Linked DNA regions of Homo sapiens: region 2 is linked to region 1. The links are chromatin loops, found by intact Hi-C in ENCODE. Cell type or tissue: adrenal gland. All regions are shown on one strand. Links, peaks and the distances in the headings refer to the core of each region. The heading gives the core; the rest is flanking DNA.

Evidence for each region. Hi-C counts contacts between places; a loop is a spot of excess contacts. Peaks named below come from ENCODE experiments on the same cell type or tissue, not always from the same donor. Only the 100,000 strongest peaks of a DNase experiment are listed, where the experiment ranks them.
Region 2: it touches region 1 in a loop (3-fold over the local background); 2 of 110 quality-filtered maps call a loop at or near these places.

What each region holds. Positions count from the first base shown.
Region 1 is chr6:39,968,466-39,980,051 of GRCh38, reverse strand. It overlaps LOC102723789 (a long non-coding RNA gene), which reads right to left. Exons shown (of 6, transcript XR_001744112.1): 5 at 5,276-5,332. Among named protein-coding and RNA genes, the nearest start is that of MOCS1, 40 kb to the right of the region's middle. In adrenal gland, for the core only: no CTCF peak of the experiment used is centred there; no DNase peak of the experiment used is centred there.
Region 2 is chr6:40,818,532-40,830,117 of GRCh38, reverse strand. It overlaps LOC105375053 (a long non-coding RNA gene), which reads left to right and starts at 4,775. Exons shown (of 3, transcript XR_926790.3): 1 at 4,775-5,035. In adrenal gland, for the core only: a CTCF peak has its summit at 5,625 (motif pointing right); no DNase peak of the experiment used is centred there; H3K27me3 peaks cover 313 bases.

The DNA.
Region 1 (11,586 bases), core at 1,534-9,533:
AGGGAGAAAGAGATAGAAACAAAAAGAATACAGTGAAAACTCCATGAAAAAGTAGAAAGTGTCCATATTTTTCAGGTCACTTGGTGGACATGACTTCCTGTCTTTCGTGTAATATGGAATCAAAATTATTGAAATAGACTGATTTGGTCTCCTTTTAATTGTCAGGAGTGAAAGAGTAAAGGGATGTGTTTGTTTTGCTTTGGGTCTATTTTTGGTCATGAATTTTGCAAGATTGCCAAAGATTATGTTTATTCTCTTGTTGGCTGAAGATTTCACCCTGTTTTTCTGAGAGGCTGGGCTTGTCTTTTCCACCCATCTCCTGGGAAAGAACGTAAAAAAAGAGGGAGTTGAATGGCTTCTGCAGAGGCAAGACTTGAGCTGGCCTGAGAGGAGGCAATGGCTCGGGTCCACAGAGAAGAAGGCCTGGATTTCAGTTCTCTACTTGCATCATGGTGCCTGTGTTAAACATTGCTAAGTTGCAGACTTCATGCACCCAGCACAGGCCCTAGCACAGAGTAGGCATGCAATAAGAGCTTGCTGAGTAGAACTGAACAGAGAATGTCAAGGTTATGGGGAGATACCTAGAGGGTTAATCTGGATCTTCTATGCAAAACTCTAGGAACAATGAAGGAGGAAGCTATTTAGTAGTTGAAAAGAAATAGCAGAAACTGGAAAGTGCAAATTCAAAAATAAGTCCTGCAGAGACATTTAGAATAAGTCTAAAATCTTAGTATCAGAAATTGAGAATTTGAGGAAATCTAGTTGAACCTGCTATTATAACCAATAAAGTGGCCGCATCTTGATCCTGCCACCAGTTTTTGGGCAACATCAGGCAAGGTTTTCTATCTCCCTCAGGTGGCCTGATTTGCATTGCCCAGGATCCTGTAAGAGGAAGGGAGGTGTCCCCTGTGGCAATGAATGGAGGGGAAGCATTGACTGTGACAGGAACAGGGCATAAGAATAACATGTTCTCATTGCAGCATTTGGGAAATACAAGGAACCAGAATAAAACTGTGTCCCCAGAGTCTGGTGGAAATAGGGTTTCTTCATTTACCAATGGACTAATACTTTTTTGAGACAAGGTCTTACTCTGTTGCCCAGGCTGGAGTGCAATGGCATGATTGCAGCTCACTGAAGCCTGACCTCCATGGCTTAAGTGATCCTCCACCTCAGCTTCCCTAGTAGCTGGGACCATAGGCATGCACCACCATGCCTAATTTTTTCGTTTGCAGAGACGGGGTCTTGCAATGTTGCCCAGGCAGCTCTCAAATTCCTGGGCTCAAGCAATCTACCTGCCTCAGCCTCCCAAAGTACTGGGATTATGAGCATGAGCCACAGCACCCAGCTTACCAATGAATTATTGAGTGGTATGTGCCAAACTCAATACTGACCACAGAAGATAGATAGATGAGGAAAATGTAGTCACCATTCTGAGAAAATTCATAATCACTCAATTGACTCATACTTCTTTTCTCTAGAATATCCAACTCCAGCCTCCCTTTTACTACAAGTTCCTGTCTCCCATTCCTTCTGCTACACCCACTCATTGATTCCTTGACCCACCCCTACCACCACCCATCTCCCAGCTCCCAGCTTACTCAGCCTCCTTACCTCCCTACCTTCATATTTTCCTATGAATCCATGGCCAGCTATATTCTTAACAACTTCCTCATATCCCCGATGCCCTTGATCTTTCCACCTTGTCAAGTCCCAGTTTAAATGCAACCCATGCTTTTCATCCATTCCTTAAATATTCTTTAAATACCTGCCATGGGCCCCAGCCACTCTTCTAGATGCTAAGGATACATTAGTGAGGAATAAAATTCCTTCTGGGGCCTGTGTAGAAAATTTTCATATAAACAATAAATATATAGTAAAAAAATGCAATAAAATGTCATAAAAGCTATGAAAACAAAGCAGAGTAATAAGAGGGGTCAGGGAAGAACTCTTTGACCTGAATGAAGTAAAAGAGTGAGCCAGGAGAATATCTTGAATAAGAAAACTCCAAGGGCCAGGCGGCCTGTAATCCCAGCACTCTGGGAAGCCGAGTCGGGCAGATCACGAGGTCAGGAGATCGAGACCATCCTGGCTAACACAGGGAAACCCCATCCCTACTAAAAATACAAAAAAATAGCCGGGCGTGGTGGTGGGTGCCTGTAGTCCCAGCTACTCGGGAGGCTGAGGCAGGAGAATGGCATGAACCCAGGAGGCGGAGCTTGCAGTGAGCTGAGCTCACGCCACTGCACTCCAGCCTGGGTGACAGAGAGAGACTCCATCTCAAAACAACTCCAGGAGGAGAAGCCCTGAGGTAGGAAGACAGTGTGGCTGTGTGAACTAACCGAGAGGAGGAGTGGTAGGAAGTGGAAAGCTGGGAATGGGTGCACATAGGGCCTCATGAGCTGTATTTGAATTCTAAGTGTAATGGGAAGCCATTGGAGAGGGAATATTTCAGCAGGAGTGATGTGATCACTAGAGAAAAGAGCCTCCAATGCAGGTGCTGTTGCAGAAATCCTGGGGAGAAGTGGGGGTTCATGCGAGGAGGGTGGCAGTGATGAGAAGGGCTCAGGTGCAGGACACGGACTGTAGGTAGAACCCACAGAATCTGTGAAAGAACCGGGCATGAGTTACAGGGAATCATGAGACAAATCCAGAGTGACTCCAAAGTGAAGAGTGTTGCCATCTTAAGAGATGGGGGATTAAAGGAGTAGGTTGGCAGAGTGACAAGGAAATTAGAAGTTGTTTCCTAGACACATTTGAGATGTCTCTTAGACAGTCAAGTAAGCTATTAAGTAGGCAGTTTAACATACAATATAAACATGGGGTGGCCAGGTGCAGTGGCTCACGCCTGTAATCCCAGCAGTTTGAGAGGCTAACACGGGTGGATCACCTGAGGTCAGGAGTTCAAGGCCAGCCTGGCCAACATGGTGAAACCCCGTCTCTACTAAAAATACAAAAAATTAGCTGGGCATGATGGCGGGCGCCTATAATCCCAGCTACTCAGGAGGCTGAGGCAGGAGAATCGCTTCAACCCAGGAGGCAGAGGTTGCAGTGAGCAACTCCAGCTACACTCCAGCCTGGGCAACAAAAGCGAAGCTCCATCTCAACAAAAAGAAAAAAAAAATGGCGTCATCAGATTACCAATAATGTCTGAAGCCACAGTGCCACATGAGATTTTCTAAGGAGTGGGCATAAATAAGAGGTATAAGAATGGAGCCCTGGGGACATCTTGATGTTTAGAGTCCAGAGGGGTAGGAAAACCAGCAAGGATGTTGACAAAGTCACCAAAAGAATAGAAGGAAACCTCGATGAACCAACGTCCTGGAGGTGAAGGAAGCATGTCAGAAGGAGCCCTTTGACTGTCTCCATGTGCCTGGCTGTCACTAAGATGGCCCAGGGAGCCGGGGAGCGTGCTTACCCTGCATATCCATACTTTCCATCCCAAGAGGGTCTTGGGGCTGCTGGGTCCTCCACTCAGCCTTTACGGGGTAGTTTCCTTGACCAGGTCCCACAGTATTTCTTTTGCTTTCCCCATTCCTGACCCCTTCACATCCTACAAACAGCTTTTCCTTTATTAGAAAATGAGAGAACTTCCTTTCCTTCACATCAGAATGACTTCCATTCTCTTTTTCTGTCAGAGGAGCAGAGATGGAGCTCTGCTTTCCTTCTCTGGGCAGAGTCCCACATTTGCCACCTGGATTCTCAGTATCCCAGACTCCCTGTGGCCAAAAACCTGCACAGATCACCAACTACTCATCCTGCCCTCAATGGGCTGCCTAGTCCTGGCCTTGGAAACAGAAAGACTGGTTCATCTCTAATGGGAACAGGCTCCTAGCCTCCTCACTTTTAATTTGCCTTCCACCTTATCAAACTCAGATCTGGTGTTCATAGTGTTTCCCTGTTCATAGACTTCAGAGGATTATTCTGGAGAAAGTCCACATTTATGGCAGGGCATTTAAGTAAGACCCACTGCAGTCTGACTCCTCAGTCCTCCAACTTGTCTCCTGCTCTACACCAGTGCTCCACTATGTATGGGGAACATAACCCTCCCCAAAATACTGTGTACATTCTTGGCCACAGGCCAAACTTAATCCCTATGCCTGGATTTCACCGTGAAGGCTTCAACATGTCAGCTCAAATGCTATCGCCTTTGAGGTTTTCTAGACCATCTCCTCCCTGCCCCAGTTCCTCTACCAATCAGAATTCATTGCTGTCTCCTCTGTCTACATAGACTCTCTTCCTCTATTGTTGTGCCAGTCATTACAGTGCCCTTGCCTGTCACTCACACTAGACTCACAGCTAGTTCACTAGTGGTCATGTTCACTTCTGCTTACCCCACAGGGCCTTACCCTTATAAGGGGCTCAAAACTGGAATTGGGTTTAAGCTGGGCTGGGGGTTGGCTGCCAGTTGCAGGAGGGATTTTACAACTAAGGAAATGCTTCGAGCCGGAGCCTTAGGTACAGATGGGTCTGGAATGTTTGGTAAATAAAGGGCAGGCCAGTGTGGCTGGAACTGATGGTTCTGATGATGCTAGGAAGACTAAGTTGTTGGGGTCAAGGATTTCAAAGGACACTGGTGGACAGGCTTAAGGGTCTGGACCTCATCCTTTAGGCAGTACCCTGTGTTTTCCCAAGTTCTGTCTATTTCAGATGTCTATTTTTCTGTCAGACCATTCACTGCAAGTATCTTTCCAGAAATCATGGTTCTGTGGCAAAGTGATTCTGAGTAGGGTTGTGACATGGAGAAAGGCGTGATTGGGGAAGCATGTATGCCACCATGAGTTGTGGAGGGGGATGACATTGGATGTTTGGCAGGGAGGCAGTTAGTGCAATGGAGGTGACAGAAGAGGGCCAGGACCAAGACACTCCAGTGGGGACAGGAAGAAAGCAGCCCTGGGAAATCCTGCACTTCACAGGAAGAGGGAAGCATCAGATCCACCCCTTGGGCAGACAAATGAGAGGTCTAAGAGCCTTGAAGGGAAACGAGTTGCCTAAGCTCCAGGATTAAAACTCATTTCATAGCTCCTGGTCCAGTGCTCCTTTCCCCTCCTGTGAGTGGAATGAGAGGCTATCAGTGAGAATGGGGCTCAGGAGATCCCACTTGAGCCCCCAAGAACTGTTTTCACAGTTCTTAGTGATACGTGCAAATTTAGTGCTAAAATAACCCTGGGCCACATATACATACTAGCTTTGCCTCTAGCATCCCAATAAACAGGGGTTGACTGGCACATTCTCTCTGAGGCCTGCCTTTTCTGAGCTGACTCTTCTGGGTACGCACCTCTCCTTTGCCATCACAGGTGGCCTGCTCTGCTCCAGACTCCGGGCTCACTGGGTCCTGGAAAAGGGGCAGCCAGGGTGACTTTTGAATACAGTGAATTTTCCCCATTACACAATTGCATATTCTCATCATTGTAAATCCAGAGAATAAAGACAATTTGTACCGAAACAAATGACCCACGACCACAAAGGGCATCAGCACTTTTCTAAGCACAGAGCCTCACCTGGCGAGAATCCACAGCCACATGCACCTGGCCTGGATCTGCTTTCCTGTGGCTCTCCTGGGGCTTCTCCTCCCAGGAAATCCTGCTCTGGTTCTACAACCTGCTCTGGCCTGCTCATATTTCTACCACTAACTACCACAAAAAACAAAATGCAACTCTTTCTCCAAAATATGTAGTTATGGGGTTTTAAACATGAAGGAGTTTAAAACTGAGGCAGTTTTAATAGAAGTCAAAGAGGAACAGAATGGAAAAACAGAGTGGAACAAGAGGAATGGAAATATTAAGATAATCACTAAGAATACATCTTCAAAAGAGCTCATCAAGTATTGAACTTCTAAGATGACATGCACTTAGATATATACTGGTGACATTTCTGTACCTCAAAGATAAAGAGAATTTTAAAAGCTTTCAGAGATGCAAAATTTTTTCCACAAAGGAACAAGAATCAAAAAGACATAAGACCTCATCCAATTCTGGAAGCTAAATGACAGTGGAAAAATGCCCTCAAAAATCTGAGAGAAATGGCTATAGAATCCCTGGGACAAAAATATCAAATCAAGTATAAGGAAGTATAAAGATGATGTGGTAGGGTAGGTCCTTTGAGAAACATTACAAGACAGGGTTATGTGTGCAAGAAATTTATTAGAGCAAACACCTGTAAAGATACGAGGCCAGGATAGGCTCAGCAAGCTGTCAGTCAGCAATAATGATCTGACCCCCTATAAAGGAGAGAGTGAAGGAAGACAGGGCGGGTGGGCATATTTAGACTGCACTGCAGTCTTAGAGTTAGAAAAGTCTGCAGGGAGTCCTCAAGCCCCCGGGGAGTATTGTCTCCCTGCTCAGTCTTTGGCTGGGAGTAGCCTCTCAGAAGCCCCAGTGTGGACATGCTGATGGATTTCAGAGGCAGCACCAGAGTCTGTGGGTCAATTATACTCCCTGCAGTGGAACTTCTGAGGGACACATTCTCACAGCAGCCACAGATGTCTTCTGATTTACAAAGATTCAGAAAGTTTACAACCAACTAACCTTGTGTGTTAAAAATGAAGGATATACTTCTTCCCAAAAGAAACACATCCCAAAAGAAGAGAGAGGGAAACCTGAGAAATCACAGGCACTGAGTTCACCCTAGAACAGCAAAGGAAGCTGGAAAATTATGAAAGAAAGCCTATGTAACCTCAATGCCTGGTGCAGTGCCCTTCAGGTGGCACAGGCTATAAAGCATCACACTTCCTTCCACTAAGGGTTCAATCACCCCACTTGGAATTCACTACAAATAAAAGCCAAATAATCATAATCATAAATAGTTTTTGTTTCTTACAGAATTAATCTGTAGAAAAGCACAGTAGTCATTTTAGTAGAAGGGTACCACAACAACAAAAATATCCTTTTCACTTCGTTAAAGTTTAATACAGTGAGTCAGATGGGGGAAGGGGAGAAGGAAAGTGGAAAGAAGTAGCAGCTCACTAATTTTCTCACCTTTCATGACATAGGTATGTCTAAATGTGAGCAGGTGGGAATACAATTCAAGTTGAGATTTGGGTGGGGACACAGCCAAACCATATCATTCTGCCCCTGGCCCCTCCAAATTTCATGTCCTCACATTTCAAAACCAATCATGATTTCCCAACAGTTCCCCAAAGTCTTAACTCATTTCAGCATTAACCCAAAAGTCCGTAGTCCAAAGTCTCATCTGAGACAAGGCAAGTCCCTTCTGCCTATAAGCCTGTAAAATCAAAAGCAAGCTAGTTACTTCCTAGACACAATGGGGGTACAGGTATTGGGTAAATACAGCTGTTCCAAATGGGAGAAATTGGCCAAAACAAAGGGGTTACAGGGCCCATGAAAGTCTGAAATCCAGCAGGGCAGTCAAATTTTAGAGCTCCAAAATGATCTCCTTTGACTCCAGGTCTCACATTCAGATCACACTGATGCAGGAGGGTGGGTTCCCATGGTCTTAGACAGCTATGCCCCTGTGGCTTTGCACAGTATAGCCTCCCTCCTTGCTGCTTTCATGGGCTGGTGTTGAGTGTCTGTGGCTTTCCCAGGTGCACGGTGCAAGCTGTAGGTGGATCTACCATTCTGGGGTCTGGAGGATGGTGGCCCTCTTCTCACAGCTCCACTAGGCAGTGCCCCAGTAGGGACTCCATGTGGGAGCTCCAATCCCACATTTCCTTTCTGCACTCCCCTAGCAGAGGTTCTCCGTGAGATCCCTGGCCCTGCAGCAAACTTCTGCCTGGGCACCCAGGTGTTTCCATACAACTTCTGAAATCTAGGAGGAGGTTCCCAAACTCCAATTCCTCATTTCTGTGCACCTGCAGGCTCAACATCACATGGAAGCCGCCAAGGCTTGGGGATTGCACCCTCTGAAGTCATGGCCCAAGCTCTACATTGGCCCCTTTCAGCCACAGCTGGAGTGGCTGGGATACAGGGCACCAAGTCCCTAGACTGCACATAACACGAGAACCCTGGACCTGCCCACAATACCATCTTTCCTCCTAGACCTCCAGGTCTGTGAATGGGAGAGTCTGCAGCAAAGGTCTCTGACATGCCCTGGAGATAGTTTCCCCATTGTCTTGGGGATTAACATTAGGCTCCTCATTACTTGTGCAAATATCTGAAGCTAGCTTGAATTTCTCCTCAGAAAATGAGATTTTGTTTTCTTTCAAACTGTCAGGCTGAAAACTTTCCAAATTTTGATGCCATTTCCCTTTTAAAACTGAATGCCTTTAACAGCACCCAAATCACCTTTTGAATGTTTTGCTGCTTAGAAATTTCTTCTACCAGATACCCTAAATCATCTCTCTCAAGCTCAACATTCCACAAATCTGTAGGGCAGGGGCAAAATGCCGCCAGTCTCTTTACTAAAACATAACAAGAGTCACCTTTGCTCCAGTTCCCAACAAGTTCCTCATCTCCATCTGAGACCACCTCAGCCTGGACATCATTGTCCATATCACTATCAGGATTTTGGTCAAAGCCATTCAACAAGTCTCTAAGTTCCAAACTTTCCCATATTTTCCTGTCTTCTTCTGAGCCCTCCAAACTGTTCCAACTTCTGCCTGTTGCCCAGTTCCAAAGTTGCTTCCACATTTTCAGGTATCTTTTCAGCAGCGCCCCTCTACTGGTACCAATGTCCAGTATTAGCCCATTTCATGCTGCTGATAAAGACGTACTCGAGACGGGGAAGGAAAAGAGGTTTAATTGGAGTTACAGTTCCACATGGCTGGGGAAGCCTCAGAATCATGGCAGGAGGTGAAAGGCACTTCTTACATGGCAGCAGCAAGAGAAAATGAGGAACATGCAAAAGCGGAAACCCTTGATAAAACCATCAGATCTCATGAGACTTAGTGACTACCATGAGAAGAGTATGGGGAAAACTGCCTCCATGATTCAAATCATCTCCCACCAGGTCCCTCCCACAACATGTGGGAATTATGGGAGTATAATTCAAGATGGGATTTGGGTGGAGACACAGAGCCAAACCATATCAGTGTGATTTAAATAGATGTTTATGAGTAATTTTATCTGCCTCTGAATTGTTTGTTCTTAGCCAGTTTGCTTCTGATTCCCTGCCATTAATTCTTGGAATATGTATACAGAGGACAGTCACATAAAGAACCTTCTGGCCTGTTTTTATCTAATGCTGGTAGCAGAATCCTAAAAGATAATCACAGATTAAAGCCAAAACTCATTCCCAGATATAAGCACCAAGTGTCATTCTAGAAAACAAAGAAACTTTAGATTATGAAGTTTTATCTATTTTGATTGCTTTGTCTGAAGGAGAGCCATGACCAAATGATATAGAGTGGATACTGCTGTCAATCATCCAAGGGCATAAAAGGAAGAGAAGGGGATGAACCAACACTGAATGCTATTCTTTTAGAGTAGTTGTATTGGGTTGTCTACGTATTGGGTAGGTCAGCCATGCAAGCAAATATATGAAGGCTTAGGATCAAAACCTGAGCTGTTAATAAAAAATGCATCTATTTGAGGGGAGAAAAAAAGGGGATAGAAGGAAGGTAGGGGCTCTCAGGACTGAGAAGGGGATGGTTTGGCTAGAACCTAGAGGAGACCTCTTGTGAATGCACACAGACTTCAGATTCTAGAAGCAATGATATACAGTATCCAATATCAATTTTTTTCCTTTCTGCTTTGTGACCATCTTCTATTACTCTAAAGCTTTCAGGAAGATACACCATAGCCTAAGTCTAATTGTAAGAAGGAAAGATGCAGTGGCCAGACTTGGCCAAAACGAGTGTGATAAGAGTAGCAACAGCCAGTAGAAGCAATGTGTAGATAGCAGAAAATGCCTTAAAGAATTTTGGACCTGCATCATTTGTATAGGGATTCTGTGAAATTTTGTGAAGAGCAGATAACTTGATTAGAAGAATGGACTTCCCATGGCCAATTGGAAAGGTTTTATACCCCTATCTCTAAAAGGGAAGGCTGGCTATTTATGAGTGGAGAAATCACGGATATTGGGATTAAAGATTTTTTCCGCAAGTAACCATTAATTTTTGCATGTAATCTTTAGCTTCTCTTGAGTTTTTAATGAGGACAGTTATAACATATACAATTAGTGAAAGCTTTGCTTTTATCTTTCCAATGTTATTACTTTTATTTATTTTTTATTGTACTGCCTAGGATTGCCAGTTCAGGGTTAAATAGTAATGGTGGTAATGGGCATCCTTATCTTGTTCCTGATTTTAAAAGAATACTCATTATGAAGTACGTTACTTCCTATGGGTTTTTGGAAGGTACACTTTGTTGGATTAAGCAGTTGCCTTGTATTCCTTGTTAGCTGAGAATTTCATAGAATGGCATCCATTGAGAAATATCATTTATCTCCTTTAATCTGTTTGTATAGTTCTCTATTCTGTTCCATTGATCTCTGCCAATATCACAGACTTGATTACTATTGCTATATAAGGTCTTAAAGTTGGATAGACATATTCCTTCCATTTCATTTTTTTATAAAATCGAATCATTCCAATTACTTCGCCTTCCTGTCTAAATTTTGGAACAACTTTGATAGAAATTCGTTTAAACCTGGGGGAATTTATATATTAACTATTGATATCTTCTAATGCATGAACAGTGTATCGCAATTCATTTCTTTGATTTATTTAATCAGTGTTTGTTTTCAGCATACAAATCCTGTATATGGTTTGTTGGATACTATTTCATTACCTTCTGAGAATGTCTTGATTTACCCTTCATTCTTGAAGAATATATTGGTTGAATGTAGAATTCTTGGCTGACAATTATTTTCTTTCCTACTTGAAAAATATTATGCCAGACAGTTCTTTTCTTTCATACTTGAAACATGTGCCATTTCCTTCTGGCCTCCAGAGCTTCTCATGGGAAGTCATTGCCATTGAAGTTGGTTTTCTCATATAGTTAACGTATCATTTCTCTTGCTGTTTTCAAGAGTTTTTTTTTTTCTCTCTCTCTCTCCTTCTATAGTTTTCACAAGTTAGAGTATATATGACTTGGTGTTGATTTCTTTGGGTTTACCCTGTTTGGAGTTTTCTTAGCTGCTTGAATGTGTAGTTTTATGTCTTTTGCCAAATTTGAGGATTGTGTAGCCGCTATTTCTTCAAGAACATTTTCAGACTCACCTTCCTTCTCCTCTCTATTTGGGACACCAGTGATATAAATGTTAGATTTTTTTAATATACTTCCACAAATCCCTGAGGTTCTGTTAATTATTTTTGGTCTACTTTCTGTCTGTTCACACTGCATAATTTCTATCTTAAAGTTCACTGATTATTTCTTCAATTTTGCAAGAAATAATTCAGACTTCAGATTCTAGAGGCAATGATATTCAGTATCATCCTTTAAGGGTTTTTTTTCTGACTACAAAGACCCAGAGGAGAGAGTTTTTAAAAACTATTTAACTAATTGTATTTTTACTTCTAAAATTGTCACTTGATTCTTGTATCTTCTATGTCTTTGAGACTTTTTTTATTCATTTCAAATATGGTCATAATTGCACCTTGATTTTTTTTTTCTTTTTTTTTTTATTTTATTTTATTTTTTATTTTGAGACAGAGTCTTGCTCTGTTGCCCAGGTTGGAGTGCAGTG
Region 2 (11,586 bases), core at 1,582-9,581, 850 kb before region 1:
GCTCTGTCGCCCAGACTTGAGTGCAGTGGTGTGATCTCAGCTCACTGCAAGCTCCGCCTCCGGGGTTCATGCCATTCTCCTGCCTCAGCCTCCTGAGTAGCTGGGACTACAGGCACCCGTCACCATGCCTGGCTAATTTTTTGTATTTTTATTAGAGACGGGGTTTCACCGCGTTAGCCAGGATGGTCTCGATCTCCTGACCTCAGGTGATCTGCCCACCTCGGCCTCCCGAAGTGCTGGGATTACAGGCGTGAGCCACTGCGCCCGGCCGGAAGCAGCCCATTTTCTAATTGGGCTTTTTGTCTTGTGCTGTTGAATGCTGAGTTATTTATATATTCTAGATACAAAAACTTTGTTGGATATGTGGTCTGCAAACAATTTCTTCCAGTCTGTAGCTGGTGTTTACATGACTTTAAGAGGGTCTTTGGAAGAGCAAAAGTTTTTAATTTTGTTGAGCTCCAATTTATCAGTTTTTCCTTTTTATGGATTGTGCTTTAGGTCAGGTGTCCCCAATCCCAGAGCCATGGTCCTGTACTGGTAGGAACCCTGCCACTCATCAGGAGGTAAGCATTAGGGCCTGGGCTCCACCTCTGTCAGATCAGTAGGGTCCTTAGATTCTCGTAAGAGCAAAAATCCTAATGTGAACCACACATGCAAGGGATGTAGGTTGCACCCTCCTTGTGATAATCTAATGCCCACCACCCTCCCGCCCTGTGTCTGGGGAATAATTGTCTTCCACAAAACTGGTCCCTGGTGCCAAAAAAGGTTGGGGACTACTGCTTTAGGTGTCAGATACGTAACTCTTCACCTACCCATATGTCCTAAATATTTTTTAATTTTTTTCTAAAAGTATTTTGATTTTATGTTTTACATGTAAGCCCATGATACATATGGAGTCAATTTTTATATAAGGTGTGAAGTTTAGGTTGAAGTACTTATTATTATTGGTTTTTGCCTATGGATGTCAGTTGTTCTAACATCATTTGCTGAAAAGACCGTCTTTCCTCCATTGAACTGCTTTTGCACCTTTGTCAAAAATCAGTTGGGCATATTTGTGTGAGTCTCTTTCTGGGTTCCCTATTCTATTTCATTGGTCTGTGTCTAGCTCTCTGCCAATACTGCACTGTCTTGACTACTGTGGCTAAAGTGTCAGCCTTAACATCATGTAGAGTGATTCCTCTCACTCTGTTCTTTTCAAATTGTTTTAGGTATTCTAGGTCCTTCAACTTTCCATATAGATTTAAAAATAAGCATGTGGATGGGAGAAAAACCTTCCTGGGAATTTGATGGAAATTGCCTTAACCTATAGGTCACTTTGGAGATAACTGACATTTTTACTATGTTAAGTCTTCCAATCCACTCACACGGCATGCCTTTCCATTTACTTAGGGCTACTTTGACTTCTGTCTTCAGCATTTTGCAATTTTCAATGTATAGAATGTTTTGTTAGATTGGTATCCAAATATTTCTTTTAGTTTGCAGCAATTATGAATGGTATTGTGTTTTTAGTTTTTATGTCCACATGCTTGTTTATAAATAAACAGGTGATTGATGTTTGTGTGTTCACCTTGTACCTTGGTGAACTCCCTTATTCTAGGAATTTTTTTTTTTTTTAGATTTCTTGGATTGCCTATGTAGACAACCATGTCATCTACAAATAGGGATGGTTTTATTTATTCCATTCTAATGTACATGTCTTTTGTTTCTTTGTCAAGATTTAATTTTTAAGTTCTATAAGTGTGCTTGGGAACGTGTTGACTTTAAAGAATCGTTTGATGAAAGTCCTATTTTTAACTGGACATATTTGTATTCTATATTTTATAGGATTGAAATTGAGAAAGTGTACAGTTTTAAAGTGTTTAAATTCAATGAAACATTAAAAGGCATTAGACAATTTATTTAACCAATTTTGTCTCTGAAAAATATTTGTTAAAGAAAGGTACTCAAAAGAGATAAAAATAAAGTACGCTTGAAAATGGCTCAGTATTTATATATTTTAATTTCAAAAGTAAAATTTAGAATATCATACATTTAGCAGATATGCTCTGGCCTTACTATTATGACCACCAGAAGAGTTAATTGACCTATTCATTCCAAGTTTATTAATCATAATATGCAACTCTGGATTGCATAATATATTGAAATAAATGAATTATTCAGAAAAATACTCATGACAGATAATGGCTAGGCTGATTAACAGATGTGAATATATACCAAAGATAATTATTCTCCTTGCTATTTTTAAATGTTTAAATGTCAATATAAAGCTTTTATTCTGCTTTAATATAGATAGATTTTATTTTTTAGAAAAGATCTCATTTTTAAAAGCTTAAAGAAGTCCATCTTGGCCGGGTGCGGTGGCTCCCGCCTCTAATCCCAGCACTTTGGGAGCCCAAGGCAGGCGGATCACTAGGTCAAGAGATGGAGACCATCCTGGCTAACATGATGAAATCCCGTCTCTACTAAAAATACAAAAATTAGCTGGGCATGGTGGCACGTGCCTGTAGTCCCAGCTACTTGGGAGGCTGAGGCAGGAGAATGGCGTGAACCCGGGAGGTGGAGCTTGCAGTGAGCCGAGATCGCACCACTGCACTCCAGCCTGGGCGACAGAGTGAGACTCTGTCTCAAAAAAAAAAAAGTTCATCTTTTAGGTACATCAATATAATAAAAATCAATGTTGGTTAATATATTTTAACAATATTATAGAATTTTAACTGTTTAAACATCTCCTTTTCCTCTAAAATAGTGCCCTGGCTTGGACATGAAATTTCATGATCCTCCCCGGTATAACTTAACTTTGAAATCACAGGTATGTTTAGCATTGTGACATTCTGAAATGGAACTGTCGATAGAGGTATAAGAATAAGGAAGTATCTGGTTAGAGACCCCTAGAACACTAAGAGAGTGCAGATCCAGAATCATCATAATTAGGAGAAATTAGGGACACACACATGAGGGAGCAGGCCTGGGATAGTGCTCTTTCGGAACTAAACAAACCTCTGGACCTACATCAGAGAGAGGTATCCTATGGCAGTCCTGGGATTCTGCTTGTTATAGAATAGCATGCTTGTAGAGAATTGAAATACAAGATTGTAAATCCAGGGCAACTAAGAAACAAGTTTATTGAACTGGGTGAAGATGCTGGGAGTTCTAAAATTTGCTTGTGGGCTTTTCTCTTTAGTCACAGCAGTGGCCAGTGCTAACTGGGCATGTACAGTGTCCCAAATGTAACACCAACGATGCTGCACCCATTCCCAGGATGCCCCACAATTATCAGACAGTGCGTGCAAAGGCACGGGCCACAGCATCTACCAGGAGTGTCCTTGAAGGAGTTTATAGAATTCTTTGTTTCTGTGTTCAGCCAATGCAAAAGAAGGGAAGAGCTCACTAGTGCTGAAGGCACTAACTTAGAAGAAAGCAGAGACAGGGAAAGTGTGAAAAAGAAATCTATTCTGTTAAAATTTTAGTTGGCAGATTTGAGAGGTGTATTAGTTTTCTAAGGCTACAGAAACAAAGTACCATAAACTGGGTGGCTTAAAACAGCGTAAATTTACTTTTTCACAGTTCTGGAGGCCAAAAGTCCAAAATCAAAGTGTTGGCAATGATATGCTGTCTCTGAAGCCTCTAGGGGAGGAAGGGTCTTTTCTTGCCTCTTCCAGCTTTTGGTAGCCCCAGGTATTCCTCGGTTTGTGGCCAATCTCTGCCTCTATCTTCACACGGCTGTCTTCCCTCTGTCTCTCTCTCTCTCTTCCTTTCATAAGGACACCAGTCATATTGGATTAAAGGCCTGACCTACTCCAGTATGATCTCATCTTAACATTCATCTTAATGATATCTGTACACTCTATTTTCAAATAAAGTCACATTTACAAGTACCAGGGGTCAGGTTCCATACATCTTTTTGGAGATACAATCCAGCCTGTAACAGGAGGTTTAACAATTCCTATCAAGAATCTTGAAGAGGCTGGGCACAGTGGCTCACACCTGTAATCCCAGCACTTTGGGAGGCCAAGGTGGGTGGATCACCCGAGGTCGGGAGTTCGAGACCAGCCTGGCCAACATGGTGAAACCCCATCTCTACTAAAAATACAAAAATAAGCTGGGTGTCATGGTGCCTGCCTGTAATCCCAGCTACTCAGGTGGCTGAGGCAGGAGAATCGCTTGAAGCTGGGAGGTGGAGATAGCAGTGAGCTGAGATCCTGCCACTGCACTCTGGCCTAGGTGTGACAGAGTGAGACTGTCTCAAAAAAAAAAAAAACAAAAAAACAAAAAAACAAAAAAATAGAATCTTGAAGAAACTCCCTTTTCAGTGAAAGAAAAATGTGTAACACTCAGATTGTGGGTACCTTCAGAAATCTTCAAGAAATGTTATGCAAACATAAGATAAAGAGAAATTTGAAATGTCAGAAAAAGTTCCATGAGTTTGTGCTGTCCAGCAACATTGCAATAAATGATATCTTCAAGGTTTTCCTGGGAGAACCTACCACAAGACAAATTTTCTCATTTCCAGAAGAGATATCTGAGTGATATGTGTAGTCTAATTGAATGGAATACAGATGACCAAAGCTCAGTTAAGATAAAGTGACACTGTGTAGTCACATGTGCCATTTGAAATACTTAATACTATTACTGACCCCAAAGAAAATATAAATGCAAGCCAAGTCACATCTCTGCAGAATCACAAGCATACCGGCCAAGATCTCTTTTCTTTTAGAACATTTCCCCAGGAAACATAAAGTAGTTCATATAAATATGCTGACATCTTTCAACAGCTGGAAGGACTCATTCTGGGTGTTAACACAGCAGGGAACTGGAAGAATCAGAACTGGAAGAAGAAGAAGTGATTGGCATGCTGACACGCTGCTGTAAGAATTGCAGTGGGGAACAATTACATTGCTCAAAGAACACTTCACAATTGGAGGGAAGAGAATTATGTCAGTGCTGAAGGATTTCACAGCTGTACTCCAAAACAAACCTGGAAATGTACATTATAGGTACTGGAAGCAAAAGAGTCTATTATTTTGTCTTCTTTTAGGTAAGTGGTAAAGTGCTGGGAGGTGGCAGAAATGATAATTCTAAAGGGGCAATTCAGCCTCCTTGTCAGACTTGGGTCTTGCTGGTTGTCATTTCCATATGTGTCACTACTTCTTTGGAAAAGCAGGGCTAGGCTTCGTATAGAATATAAGCATGAACCCAGTCTGAAAATTTCTTTTTCATTCTACCCAGAAATGATTCTCTTACTATATTGATTTAGGGCTCAGAAAGTTCCTAACATCAATTTGTAGAGATACTTTTGGTATATAACTGAAGGAACAGTTAAAAAAAATCTGATTTAGAAACACTGGATGGGCAAAACAAATTTAAGACTTTGATTTAAGAAAGCCCCTAGGGTTATTCCAAATTTAAGTAAGGGTGATACACAGAACACAGTAACCTAGTTTACTGCTTTACCTTCCTCCCTGCATGTAGACGGGATTATAAGGTGCATGTGCATCTTGTTTGGGTTATTAAGCCTTTGCTCCTTACCTCCTGACCTCTTCCTATATATCCTGCTGTGTCACACTGCGTTGGGACCTTACCAGGTCCAGCCCTCCTTTGCCAGATCCTTCTCAAATTCTGTCACTAGGGGGCACTAGAGGGAGACTGGAAGGAGGCTCATGCCGTCAGGACGGGCTTATTCTTTTTTTTTTTTTTTTTTTTTTTTTTTTGTACTTTAAGTTCTAGGGCACATGTGCACAACGTGCAGGTTTGATACATAGGTATACATGGGCCATGTTGGTTTGCTGCACCCATCAGCTCATCATTTACGTTAGGTATTTCTCCTAATGCTATCTCTCCCCCAGCTCCTCACCCCACAACAGGCTCCGGTATGTGATGTTCCCCTCCCTGTGTCCAAGTGTTCTCATTGTTCAATTCCCACCTATGAGTGAGAATATGCGGTGTTTGGCTTTCTGTCCTTGTAATAGTTTGCTGAGAATGATGGTTTCCAGCTTCATCCATGTCCCTGCAAAGGACATGAACTCATCCTTTTTTGTGGCTGCATAGTATTCCACGGTGTGTATGTGCCACATTTTCTTTATCCAGTCTATCATTGATGGACGTTTGGGTTGGTTCCAAGTCTTTGCTATTGTGAATAGTGCCGCAATAAACATACGTGTGCATGTGTCTTTATAGTAGCATGATTTATAGTCCTTTGGGTATATACCCAGTAATGGGATTGCTGGGTCAAAAGGTAATTCTAGTTCTAGATCCTTGAGGAATTGCCACACTGTCTTCCACAATGGTTGAGCTAGTTTACACTCCCACCAACAGTGTAAAAGCATTCCTGTTTCTCCACATCCTCTCCAACATCTGTTGTTTCCTGACTTTTTAGTGATTGCCATTCTAACTGGCATGGGATGATACTTCATCGTGGTTTTGATTTGCATTTCTCTGATGACCAGTGATAATGAGCATTTTTTCATGTGTCTGTTGGCTGCATAGATGTCTTCTTTTGAGAAGTGTCTGTTCATATCCTTTGCCCACTTTTTGATGGGGTTGTTTGTTTCTTTCTTGTAACTTTGTTTAAGTTCTTTGTAGATTCTGGATATTAGCCCTTTGTCAGAGGGTAGATTGCAAAAATTTTTCCCATTCTGTAGGTTGAGGAGGGGCTTATTCTTTTCTGTTTTGAGTTTGGTTCCTATAATAAACAGTTGCTTCTCACCCAAGCAACTGTTTGCCCCAAGTGGTGGCAGTTGGTTCCAGTTCTTTTCATACTTCCAGAACTAGACTCACTATGCTCTCTTAGAGCCACCTGCCCAGCCAGTCAGTGCCTGTTACTTTGATGCCTGAGCCTGGCATGCAGGGACCCTCGTCCAAGTCACCCAGACACCATCAACAGCCTCAATGGCATCTGACCCTCTTCAGAGCTGCTGAGACATCAGCACCTTTCCCTGAGCTTCTAAAAACCCCATCCTTGCCCCCTTTATTCTCCTGGCCTGGAGGGTGTCGCTGCAGTGGTCGCCTTTGCCTTTTCAGCTCTCCAGTATCTGTTATCTAATTCCTTTTGTGAAATTTCTTCTGTTAACAAACTGATGCTGAGTCTCTTTTCCTGACCTCATCCTGACTGAAAGGCACCTATATCTTCATACATGCTCTCTGCTTACTGTTTATGTAGCCATGGTGTTCGATGTGTCTGTAGGTCATTTTCTGCCACGTAGAGCAATAAGAATTAGATGGATGCATATGTTTTTGCACAGAGCTTAAATACATCATCATGCAATCTGCTTTGCCTAATCCTCGATCCCTCCCCTTAAATAATGCTCTGGCGTGTTTAAATGCTGCCTGACCTGAGGAATCTTTATGGTGGGTACTCAGTCATTAGCTGAGTCATTATATTATTACATTTCCTGCATGGAGAGTGCAGCAGCAACTTCAGATAACAGCTTTGAAGAATGCTTAGACCATCTTCACTTACTTCTGTCTCTGTCCTAAAACTCAGTGAATTATTGTCTTGGGATAGTTGAAGCTAAATATTTGAGACACAAAAGATTCACTATTAGGTACTAGAGAAAAGCTGCCATAATAAAAGAAAAGGACCACTTTATTAAATACCAACTAGGGCAGATCATTCCTGGGATTAGCATAGTATCATAGGAGATTTGCTCTTCACGCTAGTATCAGACTACTCTGTGATTTAATCCACATAGTTGCAATGTAGGGAGCTGTCAGCCAAGAGTATCTTGGGAACCTTTTATAATGGCTATAAGATGCAGATTTAGGAGTAGTACTCCTTCACATGCATGAATATGAAATATCCAGTGGTCTATTTGAGCAGAAAGTTTTTACTCATAGAAAGAACTTGTGCCATCTCTGAGAGCTTTAATGAAAACAAACCTTATAAACTTGGACAATAAATCATAAACAAACTTTGATCAGGTCTACACGACCACCATTAACAGATTCTTAGAGATTGCAAGCCTTCCAAATCAACACGTAAACAACCCAGAAAAAATCAGTGGGAATCCAGATTAAGCAGATCTTACACGGAAAGCAGACATTGCACTAAACAATTTTTATGCTTAAAAAAGAGAAGGGGTAAATGTAGTCATCAATTGTGAGAATTTTGTAGTTGTTTGAAGCATTATCCTTGGTGTCTCTGGAGTTCCAGAAGAGCTCAAGTGCACAGAAAGATTTCTCCACAGCAACTTGAAATCACAGAGCATTTTACACCAAACTTAGAGATACAGATGTATCAGAATGTAGATGTACCAGAATTTGCAGTAAATGAAAGAAGCATATCTATATAATGTAACTAACCTCTATTTCCTTGTCTTTGACTTCTGAGCTGGTCATTTCTGCCCAGCAGCAATAGATGCATCTGTGACCTTTCTGCCCATTTTCCATGAGAACCAATGCACTCCTCTTGTAAATACTTCCAAGATGAGAGTTGGAGCATGGGTTTGAATAGTAAGCACTAAGCAGTAGGACTCCTGCACTCCCATCACCTCTCTTGATGATGAACTCTCCCGCTCACCAAAGCTTTTCTGGTTCACATCTTGTACCACTGTACATAACTGAAATGTCCCTCGCCTTTCCATTCCCTCTTCACCTCCCATCTCCAGGAGAACAGAAAATTGCTCCACTCAATCCTATAAATCTAAAACATACTTCACAGCTCTTGTTGCAAAGTGTACCACGTGTAATTTATTACCACCACTTGCATGCCTTGAACACTTCTCCCACCTTCCAGAAAGGTTAGAACCTGTCCTGTGGTCTCTTCATCCTGCCAGGTGGGCATCCATAGTCACTTCAATATCCTTGTTAGTGACCTTTCTAGAATCCTGGTTTCCTGTTGCCATGCCTCTTCAACTACTTTCTGCTACCATGGGCAAAACCATAAGCTGGGCCTTGACAGATACCTTCCACACGTCCGAGATCTCAAAACTTAGGCTTCTCTTTTGACCCTAACTCCTGCTCCTTTTATTAATCTCAACTCCAAACTGAACTGCTGCTGAGCTCTTATATACTCTCACTGCAGTGCTGGGCCTCGGCTTCCTCCAAAGTCTCCTTCCAGCTTCATGATGTCCTTACTCCCCTTGCACACCTGACACCACCTCCGTCAGCCATTTCCCTTTGATAGCACAGAGATCCTCTTATCCTTTAAAGGGTCTGGCTCCTGTCCTAGTCTGTTAGGACTGCTATCACAAATTTCAGACTGGATGGCTTATAAAGAGAAATTTATTTAAATATATTATCGCCAAATTTATTTTTAAAAACAAATTTATCGGCTGGGCATGGTGGCTCACACCTGTAATCCCAGCACTTTGGGAGGCTGAGGCGATTGGATCACAAGGTCAGGAGTTCAACACAAGCCTGGCCAACACAGTGAAACCCCATCTCTACTAAAAACACAAAAATTAGCTGGGCGTGGTGGCGCGTGCATGTAATCCCAACTACTTGGGAGGCTGAGGCAGGAGAATCGCTTGAACCTGGGAGGCGGAGGTTGCAGTGAGCCGAGATAACACCACGGCACTCCAGCCTGGGTGACAGAGCCAGACTCCATCTTGAAGCAACAACAACAACAACAACAGCAGCAACAACAACAACAAAAACAAATTTATTTTTCACAGTCCTGGAGGCTGAGAAGCCCAACATCAAGGCTCCGGCAGATTCAATGTCCGCTGAGGGCCCCGTTCTTGGTCCATAGATGGCCTTCTTGCTGCACCCTCACATGGCAGAAGGGGCAAGGCAGCTCTCTGGTGCTTCTTTTATAAGGGCACAAACCCCATTCATGAAAGCTCCACCCTCAAGACCTTGTCGCCTCCCAAAGGCCCTGCCTCCTAATACATCACATTGGGGGACAGGATTTCAACATATGACTTTGGGGGGCACACACACTCAGAGCTCAGCAGCCCCTGATTTGCCAAACCTGAACCCTGGTCATGGGGCACCTTGACCTTCTGGATACTTTCTCAGCCTGGGACCACAATACCCAACATTTTCTGAGAATGGCCCATACAACTTCATTTAGCCGGAAGACACGAATCTGAATGCTGTCCTCTGACCTTTTTAAGCCCTCTTCAAGAGGCTCTAGTCTTTATGCTAAGCTGCAAATGTGCTCTAAGCACCTCCTGCACTGACTACCCTACTCCTTTCCCTTTTTTTCCCCACTCCTGCCTCCACCTTTCTCTGCCCTCCATCTTCAACCCTACTCTGCAGACAGAGGTAATGCCCAATCATCTTAGACCTCTCCAAGTTAATGACTTTAAATTCCCAGCTCGTCAGTTTGGTGGGTCTCTGTACTCTCCTTCACCCTCCTGTCCTGTCGCACAAGAAGAGGAGCTCCTCTTTTGGGCCAGCTTTTTTCCAAGGCTCCTACTTCAGAACACACATCCACATTTTCCTTCCACCTTGGAGCTATTAACAGAGCAGAACCATTCTGCCATCCTCCGCTCATTGAGTTTACCGACATCACACGTGTTAGACAGTTCCATCCCTATGTGGCTACATTTTCTGTGGATCCCTCATACACCCATATTTTACAACTGGTCCTCCACCAGGAAAACTCCTGACCAGGGAATGAAATGATTCTGTCTGCCCCATGCCAGCCACCTTTCTGGCAATGCATAGTTGAGTAAGCAGGCTGCCCTGGTGAAGGGTCTCTTCACTCGCCCTTCAGTGGCAGGTCATTAGGGAGCTCACATTGTCCCCTGGGGCTGATGCAATCTCAGGGACATCAACCCCCGCCCCCGGGGCTGATGTCATCTCCAGGGGCATGCCAAGTGTCAAATCTTGGCAGGAAACCTAGCTTCTAGTGCCAGTCTCAGAAAGCACTAGAATGTGGGTACCATGTTGTCTCGGTTTTTGGTGTTTTGCCTGCCTGGCCCCCTCCCACGTATCACAGGAGCCACCCTGGGGCCTAAGATCCCTGGCAGGGGTCTTGACCTTTGGTCCAGCCTCTGAAAGTCATGATATAGAGTAGGGATTAGCAAACATTTTAGGCTTTGAGGACCAGAGGCAATTGTGTAGGAACTTATATAACAAGAGAAAATGACAACCTCTCCCTGCTTTGTTTGCCTGGTGTGGGCCATCCCAGGGGGTAGGCATACTTTGTGCCCAGTTGCCATGCCAAGAATGTCAGCTAGAGACATTCTTGGAGGAAGAGCACAGGTCCTGGGAGGAGGAATGGCTCTGGAGGGTGGGATCTGAGTGCTACTGGGGCAGAGAGTGAAATTGACCACAGTGGCTGCTTGGCCCCACCTGCAAGACAACATGCCTTGAATTTATTTCTGAGAGTGTATTGACTCCCACCCACTCCTCTTCCTCAAGTCATATAGGCCACATCAGTGTTTGGGACCCTTGGCAGGGCCTTGTGCCTTTGTGACAACTCCAGAGCTCACCATGTCGCCTGATTCTTTGAGGACAATATTGGTTGGCTACCACTCCCCACATCACCTGTCATCAGGGGGTCTTGATTTCTGAGGTCAGCCACTGTAGTCATTGGAACATAGTCACTGCATTAACTTGGCTCTTGCCACAGATATTACCCGGCTGCTTAGCCCCCTTCAAATAACTTTAAATCTCCCCCAAATTAATGGCAACTCC